Linked DNA regions of Homo sapiens: region 2 is linked to region 1. Evidence: chromatin loops called from intact Hi-C (ENCODE). Cell type or tissue: B cell. All regions are shown on one strand. Links, peaks and the distances in the headings refer to the core of each region. The heading gives the core; the rest is flanking DNA.

The links. A loop is a pair of places that touch in the nucleus more often than their neighbours do. Peaks named below come from ENCODE experiments on the same cell type or tissue, not always from the same donor. Only the 100,000 strongest peaks of a DNase experiment are listed, where the experiment ranks them.
Region 2: a loop joins it to region 1, with 8 times the contacts of the local background. A loop is called at or near these places in 6 of 110 quality-filtered maps.

The regions. Positions count from the first base shown.
Region 1 is chr10:119,305,468-119,308,366 of GRCh38, reverse strand. All of the region lies in intron 1 of GRK5 (G protein-coupled receptor kinase 5), which reads right to left. Among named protein-coding and RNA genes, the nearest start is that of GRK5-AS1, 32 kb to the left of the region's middle. RefSeq lists enhancers at 1,711-1,810, 2,221-2,300. In B cell, for the core only: a CTCF peak has its summit at 1,532; DNase peaks (open chromatin) are centred at 1,616 and 1,956; H3K4me3 peaks cover 1,784 bases; H3K27ac peaks cover 2,402 bases.
Region 2 is chr10:119,393,871-119,396,769 of GRCh38, reverse strand. It overlaps GRK5 (G protein-coupled receptor kinase 5), which reads right to left. Exons shown (of 16, transcript NM_005308.3): 4 at 1-75. Among named protein-coding and RNA genes, the nearest start is that of MIR4681, 17 kb to the right of the region's middle. In B cell, for the core only: no CTCF peak of the experiment used is centred there; a DNase peak (open chromatin) is centred at 1,359; H3K4me3 peaks cover 212 bases; H3K27ac peaks cover 2,500 bases.

The DNA.
Region 1 (2,899 bases), core at 294-2,793:
CACTTCTACCATGAGCACACAATTTCGGCAGGGCTGCAGCATGACACCCATTTTGTAGATCAGGAAGCTGAGGCCGGGGCAGGGTGAGGCGTGCCTGGGGTGCGCAATCAGTGATGGGGGCCTGACCCTGATCCAGATCTGAACAGGAGCTGCTGTGGGCACAGCTCTAGTGCCCAAAGATAAACCCGGGCACTTATGTTCCTGCAAGGACCTGGGGAGCAGCCTTAGACCCAGCTCTGACCCTGCAGGTTCGGCCTACAAAGGCGCACTGGGCATACAGTGCAGACCCGCCATGGGTGCCCACTCCCAGGGGACCAAGGACGATGCCTGGAGAGGTGGGTGCTCAGATGGAGCCTCATAGAGGCAGGGTATAGGCTGGGGCCCCAGGTTCCCCATGACCCTTTCCCTCTGTCCTCTCCCCACCTCATTCCTGTGACACAACAGAGCAAGCTGGGGCAAGGCAGTGGGGCTTTAAAAGGCTTCCTAGAAAATGCTTCTTGAATTGTGAAATGGCCAAGGAGGGCTCTGTTGGCAAGATGAGGTTGTTACCCCTCAGAATTCAAAATCCAGTGTGTATGCAGAAAGGAGGGCTCGCCACCAGGAGACCAGAGTAGAGCATGGCTGCATGAGTTTCCTCTTGCTTCAGTAACAAGTTATTAACGGCACAAATGGAGTGCTATAGACACAAATGTATTATCCTACAGTTCTAGAAGTCAGAAGTCTGGAATCAGATTCACCGGGCTAAATCCAGGTGTCGGCAGGGCAGTGTGCCTTCTGGAGACTCCAGGGGAGAATCTACAGGCCACCTCTATTCCTTGGCTCAATTCATGGCCCTTCCTCCACCTTCAAAACCAGCAGTCGCTGGTCAGGTCTTTCTCAAGCTGCATCACTCTGAACTCCTTTTCACAGGCACAGTCCACTCTCCCTCTAATCAGGCCCACCTGATATCCCTGGATAACCTCTCCATCTCAACAGCCTTAACTTAATCACATCTGAAAAGGCCCTTTTATCAGGTAGGTAACATATTCACAAGTTGCAGGGATTCGGATACGACATCTTTAGGGGACCATGATTCAGCCTTAATCATGCAGTGATTAAGACTGCATGCTCCAGGGCCAGACTGCCTGGGTTTAAACCCAGGTATGTAATTTACTAGCTGTGTGACTCCAGGAAATTTACTCAACCTCTCTGTGCTTCAACTGGCTCCTCTGTAACCACATAGATATAGGCATCAATGAGCTGATGCACGTAAAGCATTTAGCATAGTTAAGAAAGTTCAGTGAATAAGGGCTGCAATTATCCCCTACTCTCCACCTAACTCAGAATGAATGACATCAGAGCTGAGAGGAACCTTGCTGATCACCCACGCCTGCTCCTCACTGACGGCTGGAGACACAGAGGCCCAGGGAGAAAAAGTGAGCCATCAAGGTCACACAGCATTTTTTTAGGCAACCCCCAGTACCCTATAACCATACCTAGTACAGACGAGCCCAAAGAAGCATCCCCCATGTCTCCCCAGTGCCCTGCACCCAGTAGACGCTAGAGGACACTGCACCCAGTGAGTCACCTGGAGGGAGAAGAGGGGAAGTGCTCCCCAGCAGAATGTCTGCAGGAAACACCTGCAGGTGCAGCGGCCCCGGCCAGATCCTCACACCCCACCCACCAGGCTCAGGGGCTCAGGCAGACGTGACACCTCTTTCCCCAGGAGAAGTCAGCAGAACAAATCTTGACTAGGGACACCAAAATCCATATTCGGGGCCAAGAGAAGGTGCTCTGCCCCGCAAGTGTCAGCCAGGACCCCGGCTTCCTTCCCTCGCTGTGTGATCTCAGTGTGGGTTTGGACACATCCCCACTCTGGGCTTCCATTTCACATCAGAAAACAGGACCTGGAATGGCTCAGTGGCTCTCAATCTGCAATCATGATCCAGGAGCCCCTGACCAAGTTTCAGAAAATCCTAGAAGAAGCGCACATGCGCCCCAAGCTGAAGCACACAGGAAGCTTGCTCATCCAGGCACTGAAGTTTATCGGTGTGTGCAGTTCAGGCTGAACAGACTCACACAGAGGTGTCTGCAATCAACAAAACGGGGGAAACAGTGACTCACCTCACACAGATGGCCTGTTAGCGGGCAAATTTCTCCACAAAAGGCGACAAGAATCACCACGGGTCCTTGGCAGAGCCTCAACTAGACTCTGCTGTTTCCAACCAGAGAGGACTGACTCATCCAAAAGGCTCCCCCCTCCCCCAAATCCAGCCCAGGCGGGCACTGCCCCAGTGGTTCAACTCCCTCACCATCACACAGTCCTCCAGCTGACACCCAGGACTCCCAGGGAGGCCTTCCAAGGGCTCAACACGGAGCCTTTCCATGGTCTCAGGGGTGGCTGAGAGCAGAGATACCGGAAGTACAGTGGTCAGGCCGTCACCTGCTTCCTCACTGGGAGTTATTTTCTGCCTCAGGGCCTTTGCATATGTCATTTCCTCTGCTAGATACACATTTCCAGAATCACTTTTTTGCAATGAAACATTTCAAGCTTACAGAATGGGAACAAAATTTCTTTAAACCTGCATACCCACAGGTTTTGTCAAAATAATTCCTCCATCCACTCTCCTGTTGAGAGACACGTAGGTTAGGTCTTCCAGGTTTTTACCTCTCAAATGACGTTGCTCTGGGCACTTACACGTGTCTCCCGGGGAGTGGCACTTTATTGCTGCCCCTACTTCACCCGGCCAAGTCCTCAGGTCTTAGGGTCTTGTCCTTCCCTGATCATCCCCAATCAATCAATCCAAGTCATACCCACACAGCTCTCTCCCACCACTCCTCAGTCAGTGTCTGGCTTTGAAAAAGCAGCTATCAAAATTTGTCAGCAAATTTTCACTTATGCCTTTATGGGGCTTCCACC
Region 2 (2,899 bases), core at 317-2,816, 88 kb before region 1:
TGGGGTGAGGTACTTGGTCATAATTTCCTTCCCTTTCTCTCCCAGTTTTTCATCTGGAGTAACTTCATATTCTGCCTAAAACAGAAGGAGAAAAAAGAACAATAACAGGTTTGCTCATGAGCTTCTTATAGTTACAGAACCTCACAGCCCCTGGAGGAAATCCCCTAGAGGCCACCTGACCAACCCCCTTCTCCTGCAGGTCAGGAAACCGGGGGGGAAGACCTGGCCACGGAGCCCCGATGTTTAGTCCAAACTACTTTGCCCTCTCTCACAGATGCTGGGTCTCAGGATGGCGGTGCTCCATGCAGACTGCACATCAGAATCAGCAGGGAGCCCTGAGCAAACACTGATGCTAGGCCCCACCCTAGACCCATGAAACCAGGCTTTCCAGTGGGCCATGAGGGCTGGCACCTGGGCAGCCGGGGTTGAAGACCACTGACTTAGATGAATCAAAGGAAACTACCAGAAAAATAACAGCCCACCAGACTGGAAGGCTGCCGAGAAGCTGCCTTAGGTCACTCAGACCTTGTAAGCTGTGTGATCGTAGACAATTTGCTTAACCCTTCTATAAAACGCAGATGGTACCAGCACCTAGGTATACACTGATTATACAGACGGAAGTGATCAAGCTCTTGGCCTGGGGCCTGGCCCATCATAAATAATAATAAACAGTTGCTATAGTTACCGCCATTGTGATTATTACACCTTGCAAGGATAAACAATAATGTGGATGCCTGGTCTTTTCCAGCTTTTCAGTTTACAAAGTGAACATACACAGGTTTTTTAAGATGTTCTTATCTGAACCTCGAAAGAGCCAGGGCAGTGACGCAGGAGAACAGGGGCTGCCATCCCAACCCCTCGTCTGTAGGTGGAGATCCCGAGGGCCGGCGGTGGGAAGGGACTTGCATAGGGTCATGCAGCGGGAGGTGGCAGGGCTGGGACTCGAACCTCCAAGCGCAGGGCTTCTCCTCAACCACACCACAGAATTTAGGACTCTGATAACTAGCCAAGCCAGGGGGCCCAAGCTCTAAAGATGGGAGGTCTCCAAAAAACAGACTTTTTAATTTCCCTGAATCCCAGAGGGGCTCCTTCGCTCACATCTGACGCACTCGCCACATGGATAAAGGGCCTCGAGTCAATAAAAAGCCTGAGTAAGCGGCCCTTTCTCATTTAGACAAAAGAGCTAATTGCAAATTGTTTATAACCATTTCAAAATCCACCACCCAAGGATTTGTCAGCCTCTGTCCAAAAGTACAGCTATTTCAAAAGAGGAAGGAAATGACACCAGCATAGACGGACCCGAACTCCTCCCCAGGCGTCCCACCATGCAGTCAGATGCCCAGCCGGCCCTCAGGGAAACTTCACACCTCAGTGTCTAGGGTCCGATTCCTCCCAGGCCAGCCAAAGGGAGCACGCAGGCGGCACTCGCAGTGACCACAGAGGCAGCCAGGCTCGTTTCCAACCACAGTGAGCGAGTGTCCTTGTCTTGCCCTCTCTCTTCTAATGGAGAGCCAAGATCCAATGATTTTCTCCCATGAAGAAACATGAACACTACAATCATTTAGATCACAGGGAGATAGGGCAGTGGTTCTGTAAGGAATCCCACCCCTCATTTTATAGGGCTGGACACAGAGGCTCAGAGAAGTCAGGGACTTGCCCAAGGTCCAAGGTCACAGCTGCTGGACTGGCGCGCTGGCCTCTGGATTCCCACTGCGCCGCGTGGGCAGAGCCTCTCCCCAGAGGTCAACTCCTCTTCCACATCAAGATGAGCCTTGAGGGACTGGGCACTTCTTGATGATTTGACTCGAGAGATGAATTCCTGAGATGCTTTAAGGTGGCTCTTTCTTCTTGACTTTTTCCTGTTATTTTCTTCCTCTGTGCCCCCTGTCGCTCTCCTAAACCTGAGTGCACATGTGTGCACACACACGTGCCCACAGACACAGATACACACACCCACACACACACCCACACACCCAAACATACACGTGCCCACACACACACAGATACACACCCACACACAGACACACACACACCCAAACATACACGTGCCCCCACACACACAGATACACACCCACACACACCCACACACACGTGCCCACAGACACAGATACACACACCCACACACACACCCACACACACACCCACACACCCAAACATACACGTGCCCACACACAGACACACACCCACACACAGACACACACACACCCAAACATACACGTGCCCCCACACACAGATACACACCCACACACACCCACACACACGTGCCCACAGACACGCAGATACACACACCCACACACATCCACACACGTGCCCACTAAGCAGATACACACACCCATACACGTACCCACACACCCCCACACACATGCCCACACACAGACACAGATACACACACCGACACCCACACACACCCACACACCCACATGCCCACACACAGACACACAGATACACACACCCACGTGCCCACACAGACACACAGATACACACCCACACACACGCCCACACACACACAGATACATCCACACACAGACACCCACACACCCACACCCACACGTACCCACACACAGATACACACCCCCATACACAGACACCCACACACACACTCAAACCCACACACAGACACACATACCCACAGATACCCACACACACACACACACCCCCCACACAGACGCAGACACACACAGATACCCACACACACCCACAGACACACACACACAACCACACACCCACAGATACCCATCCACACAAACACACCCGCACCCCCCCAGACCCAGACACACACACACATACCCACACACACCTACACACAGACACCCACACACAAACACCACACACCCACAGATACCCATCCACACAAACACACCCGCACCCCTACACACACACATACAGACACCCACACACA